Regions from separate parts of the Homo sapiens genome. Here region 1 is linked to region 2. A link is a contact called in ENCODE Hi-C data. All regions are on one chromosome and are shown on one strand. The core of a region is the stretch at or near the end of the contact, and the rest is flanking DNA. Distances in the headings are between cores, read along the strand shown.

What was found. A loop is a pair of places that touch in the nucleus more often than their neighbours do. Pooled maps may share reads with other maps.
Region 1: a loop to region 2 is called in a pooled map, with 6 times the contacts of the local background. The contact joins two enhancer-like sites. A Hi-C loop is called at or near these places in 9 of 37 single-sample maps with no recorded cell type and 3 of 50 pooled maps.

Annotation. Positions count from the first base shown.
Region 1 is chr5:17,276,156-17,279,439 of GRCh38, reverse strand. BASP1 (brain abundant membrane attached signal protein 1) reads right to left here. Exons shown (of 2, transcript NM_006317.5): 2 at 2,606-3,284. Among named protein-coding and RNA genes, the nearest start is that of BASP1, 60 kb to the right of the region's middle. Within about 2 kb of position 1,324, at least 2 of the 41 ENCODE cell types and tissues checked have a DNase peak (open chromatin) inside an H3K27ac peak, as active enhancers do.
Region 2 is chr5:16,784,001-16,786,996 of GRCh38, reverse strand. The region is part of intron 4 of MYO10 (myosin X); the gene reads left to right. Among named protein-coding and RNA genes, the nearest start is that of MYO10, 150 kb to the left of the region's middle. Within about 2 kb of position 1,721, at least 2 of the 41 ENCODE cell types and tissues checked have a DNase peak (open chromatin) inside an H3K27ac peak, as active enhancers do.

The DNA.
Region 1 (3,284 bases), core at 75-2,574, 490 kb before region 2:
CCCAGGATGCTTTACGAAAACAAACTTCCTGTTAGCAATGCAGTAAGTACTCTTGGCTATGCTGGTACCTAATGATTTACCCAACTTAGGTAAAGAAGTTACCCAGCTAAAGTATGTCTAGGTCTTGTCAGCGCAAGTAGTTGACAACCAAGTCCTTACTGTCCACTAGACCTACGTCTTGATTCCAGAGAGAAAGAAGATTCTCCAAGACTGGGGAATGACATTCCGGGAGTGCCAGTACCACCTCTGCCTCCATATTGCCAGGAACAGACTGAAGATGGCCTTCTCTCAGGGTTGAGACCAGGAAGGGCCATCCTGGGATGCATGGCACATGCCAGCTCTTGGGGACCAGAGTCCATTCCCATCATGCAGAGGCGGCATCAGCTACGGAAAAGAATCTTCAAAGTGGAGGGACAAGCCTGGCATCCCTGTACAAGTTCCTCTGGATTCCTCATAGTTTCCTCCTTGCAGTACGCACAAAGGCACCCAGTAAATGAACGTTAGACCCTGGAACACTTCATTCTTCATAGAGGAGAGGGACATGCCTAAGTTAGTGAAGCAAATATGCGGTAAGTTCCCCGATGGTTCTGACTTGCCTGTTCAGCACAGGCTGTGCAGTCCCTTCTCTTCATTTTAAATCATTCATGAGGCAAGAACAATCTAGGTTAATCCAAATTAACATGGCCCAACATTGTTCCCTTCCTGGCTGAGCCAATTACTCCCACACGTACTACATTTTCTGCTGCATATACAACTTCAAACTACAGCTCAAGTTTTTTTCTTCAGTATGGTAAAATTCAATGTCATGAACCATGGCTAGGTTAAAATTCTGATTTAAACATTTTGGTGACTATATTTCTAACACTTTTTAGTTGCTTCAACACCTAATGGAGTTATAAAAAAGAAAAATAAATATATATAGCTCAGATTTTAATTCTCCTACTCTGCAACTCCAAATAAATTCAGAAAAATGTCTCAGTTTCATTTATTCAAAAAATGGCAATTTGTAGTAATAAATGCTAATCTGGGAGGCTGATTTGATTGTTCTAATTACCAAAAAGCTTAGCATTTTTTTTATTAGAAGAAGGGGAAGTGGGGAAGACAGTGAATATATAAAATATTACTTCCACCAAGCATATTTTTCTGCAATAAATGCATGGCATTTAATCAGTAACTATATAAATGTCCTCCATGGTTCACTGAATCTTTTACCACTCCATCACCATCACCGGCCCCCAAGCTATTTTGTATATGCGAGGACACGCGGGTAATTACCTGGACATTCCCCTTCTTTTTCCTTATGTAAAACAGTTGCCTGGTGGTTACTGTGTTTACAGATTTCTTGTATGCTGTGCTTTCAAGCATTAAGAATTCAAATTTATCTCACTATAGAAACAAGAACCCAAAGTGCCAAAAAATGATCATAAATACCAGTTGAACCCAACGGGTATAATACTTACATAATCCTCACTTTCACCACTTTTTCTTTCCCAATGAGGTAAGAGACAGACTATAGGCTACTCCCAAAATACTCAAAGATTTTTTTCCCTTTTTTATTTAACCATGTGTAATGTAACCCGTAAGAATGGAACCAGGTTCGTCTGAATCCATTGTGTCATTAATGTCCCTTTGAGAATCAATTCCATTACACTGGCCTTCACACATTCCACAGGACATTTCCTATGTCGGAGTTTTCTAAACTATGAAATTGTTATTCATTACTCTGTGAGTTTTGGAGAATCAAGACATGGAAGAGACATCCCATCAGTCTGTGCATACCTATGCATCGTGACATTAAATTGTCACCGGGTATGTACCCAAACCATTAAATGGGACCTTGCCTCAGAGATCATAAAGGCTACACCCTTTTGTAAGTAAAGCAAGGAAGGTCTGGGAAGGTTGGAAGTGACTTAAAACCCATCCAAGTCACTAGTGGCAAAATCAGGACCGAAATCCGGTCACCATAAAGGCCGGCTCCATGCTTGCTTCCGCATCACTGCTGTCTCATAGCACAATTCTCAGGTGGCCTTTCCTGGCTCTACCATGAATATGATAAAAATAAAAATAGGGGATGGGATAGAACAGAATAACCATTAGTGGTGCCACAATTTACAAACACAGGTTTCTATAAGATCCTGTCATTCATTTTTTCCCCAGCCTTCAAGATCAAATCTATTTATTGTCTTTTAACGTGTTTTATTCAAAATCTTTCTTCTTCTTAATTAGTTACATTTTCAGAGGGTGCATATGCATAGATGCAGTAAGTTTTCAGTTTAACTTCTTCTGAGATAGTTTACTGACATTGCCCTAGCTATTTTTTTCAACAAATAATGTTGGCATTTTTTTTTTTTTAAATAGAGGTGGGGTCTCACTATCTTACTCAGGCTGGTCCTCAACTCTTGGGCTCAAGCCATCCACCTGCCTCGGCCTCCAAAAGTGCTGGGATTACAGGCGTGATCCACCGTCCCTGGTCTATTTTTTTACTTCTATCCAAATATATTCAGAAAAATGGCCAATACAGTGCTCTGTTCTCTGATAAAGTAGTTATTGAAGGGGACTAGAAAAGTAAAACAAACAGAACAAAAAACCCAATAGTCTTTATTACTTCTTTTTAATTGTTTAACTTTATTACTGTTGCACCATTTATACAATTACATATAATTTCAATGCATCCATTGTACATTTTTTTGTTTTTTTTTTGTTTTTTTTTTCCATTTTCCAATGAGTGGTGTGTTGGTGTCTGTGACACAGAATGGAAGAGAAACTGGAACTGCAATGAACGCAGACTTTTTTTTTTTTTTTTTTTCATTTCCACTGACCAATAAACAGAACTACAGGTGCACCCAACCACGGACATGCATTAACTCGTCATGAGAAATCTAGGTAGGCTAAGTAGGATGAGAGAATGTTTGTCACTCCCAAAAATATCTGGAGAGGAAGAATGGAGGATTGGCATTGAGATCCATGTGGACAAGCTAAGTGGGCTCTGTCTGAAAGCTGGCATTCATCCACAACATTAAAAAAATATCAAAATAAGAAAGGCTGTAAATTAAAAAGAAAACACAGAAAATACTGCTCTCATAAAGATCTGATTGCCTTGGCACAGGCCCTGTGGGCAGAATCAAACGCATCACTCCCAACTCCCATTGCAGAAGAAAAGCTATTCAACTCTCAGCGGTGGAGGAGTGCATGTGGCGGCAGTTTCAGGTACAAACGATGTACTGCACTTTCAGACGCGGATCTTGGAAATCCAGGACTTCTTGGTAAAGTTGACTGAAGGTATA
Region 2 (2,996 bases), core at 472-2,971:
GGGTTTCACCATGTTCGCCAGGCTGGCCTCGAACTCCTGACCTTAAGTGATCTCCCTGTCTTGGCCTCCCAAAGTGGTAGGATTACAGATGTGAGCTACTGCCCCCGGCCAAAAATTTTTTTTTTTAAATAAAAATGACAGAGTTCTACACCCACAGGTTTGGACGAGGGACCTATTAGGTGATTCTAATATGCAGCCAGGGTTGAGAGCCACCACCGTAGAGCTCTGTGCAAATCTGAGGGTTTTTCCAAGTTTTACTTGCACAGCTTGAGTATCCCTTATCCAAAATGCTTTGGGCTAGGCATATTTCAGCTTTCAGGTTTTTTCCAATGTTTTTGGATTTTGGAATCTTTGCATTATACTGGTCGAGCATCCCTCATGTGAAAATTTGCCCCAAAGAACCCCAAAGAACATTTCTATTGAATGTCATGTTGGCACTAAAAAAAAGTTTCAGATTCTTGACCATTTCAGATTTCATATTTTCAGATTTAGGGTTACTCAGTTGGTGTAATGCAGATATTCTCAAAATCCAGAATCTGAAATCAGAAACACTTCTCGTCCCCAGCATTTCAGATAGGAGATCTTCCACCTGTATAAGAGATTGACAGAGATTGATATCCATGACTTGGTCCATTTCCAGCCGTATTTTTTCTCAATGTGTCATACACTCTTGAAGCATCTTTATGACGACGAGAATCCTGGGTTTTCTTTCTTTGACCAAGCCTCTGCTGTAGAGTTTGAAGAGTATCGTATCTTCTCCATAATTGTATTTTTGCCATATTCGGTGAGCCAAGGTAGGCTGGCTGCTATGACAGACAGCCATCAAATCTTAGGGGTGTAACACAGGGATGGTCTATTTCTTGCTCCTCTCCGGCCCCTGGTGGGTAGGGGAGGGACTCGAGTCTACTCTGTAGGCTTCTTTGCTTGGGAGATGTACCATCTCTGAGGACACTTAGGTGGCAAGCGGAAGGTGGAGCCCAGAGGACTGTGAAGGGGGTTTTTAGCTACCAGGCATAGAAGTGGCTGATAGCCCCATGGCTCAGTTGTTCAACTGGCTACACTTGGTCCCCTTGTTACTGCCTGCCTGCCGGGTTTTTTGTTTTTTTGTTTTTTTTAATTATTTTTTTGAGATGGAGTCTGGCTCTGTTGCCCAGGCTGGAATGCAGTGGTGTGATCTCCATTCACTGCAACCTCCACCTCCCAGGTTCAAGTGATTCTTCTGCCTCAGCCTCCCATGTAGCTGGGATTACAGACGTGCGCCACCACGCCCGGCTAATTTTTGTATTTTGAGTAGAGACAGGGTTTCACCATGTTAGCCAGGCTGGTCTCAAACTTCTGACCTCAAGTAATCCACCCGCCTCAGCCTCCCATGGTGCTGGGATTACAGGCGCAAGCCACAGTGCCCGGCCTCTGCCTGCTGTTTTTACTGCAAGGGAGTCTAAATGTTTTCGGCTTCTGTGTGCCCGAGGATAAAGAGGTAGGTTGAGGAACACATAACATTGTTTCGGCCTCACCATTTTCACTAGACAACTTAACCTTCTAGTTTTTGTTTTAATAACTCAGCCACCAACAGCTGTCGCGTCAATATAGATATGTTTTAAATATGGAAGATGATTTAAATCGTTCCTTGAAACTGTCTCTCTTGGTTTCTGTGAGTCATTCTGTGCACTGTTGTTGAATGCCTCCCCCGTGCCAGGCACTGGGCCGAGCAGATGCCAGTTATTCAATGTATGCTAAGCTCTGTACTGGGAAGATTCTGGTGGCTGGTAAGGGAAACCCCAACTAAAGGTGGCCTAATTTATGCTGCCTTTTACTATTTCAGACTACATGAGGCAGGGCAGTTTCAGGGATGTGGATTCAGCCCCCGCCCCGGCTGGGCTTGCCTCTGATTTTCTTGGCTTTTGCTTTATGATTTCAAGACAGGTTTAGATCGTCAGATCTTTGTTGTCTGCCGCAAAAGGGACATTTCCGCCCAGTGTCGTGTGTGTGCGCGCAAACCTCCCCTAGGAGCCCACAGTACCCTTGACATTACGACATTATGTCTTTGTGGAATCGTGACACTGGCCCCTGCCCAGGCCTGTCGCTAGCAGAGCAGGTGAAAGGACTGTGGTTGTCTAGACCAGTGGAGATCCCTGGGACCCCTGCACCCAGCCCGGCATGTTGGCGTCATCTCTGAGTCATTTCTTCTCTTTTATTACATGCAATTGATTCACATTTTTAGCAAAATTCCTCTTTCTTGATAACGTCCCAGCTCTTGGTACTCCACAGGACTTCTCTTTAGAACGCAAAAGGGGCTCATCTGCCCATCCCACCATTCAGCGGTTGTCAGCGTGCTGCCTCGTGATGGCGTTTGTATGGCTGTGCTCTTGCTTATCCCTTCAGTTTACCTTTCTTGTAAGTTTCCAGCCTCTTTGCTACTTCTGTTCTCTGCACAACACCAAGCATGGTGCCATATGCCAGATGGATGGGGTTTCTCCGTTCAAGTCTCTCTCATGTCCGTATCTTCCTCTCCGTCTCCAGCCTTGTTAACTGTGTTTGGGACCTGGCCACCGCGGGCCTAAACAACGGCAGCAGCTGGTCTCCCGAGGGACCCTTCGGTCCTTCTAGAGCTTTTCCTCCAGAGCTGCGTTTCCTACAGGTGGCCTTGATGAGGTCATCACCACCCTCCAGCTCCTGCACTTGCCTCTGAAGCATCCAGCTGAACCTCAGCTCATCTTCTCTGCCGCCTTTCGTCTCAGCCCAGCTGACCTAACCAGACCTGGATCTCATTCTCCCATAAGAATCTTTCCCAGCTTCTGTGGTTTCTGTGCTTTCTTGGCCTGACTCATGTTTGCTGGTCTTTTAAGGCATAACTCATCCCTTATTTACTTCTGTCCTTTGCCTCCCTTCCCTCTGGATTTTTTGTTCACTTGTCCTTAACTATCACTAACACGTGACCTTGGCAGGACTTTGGATCAGGCCGAGCTGGCATTAAGAGTCCAACTCGGACACTCAGC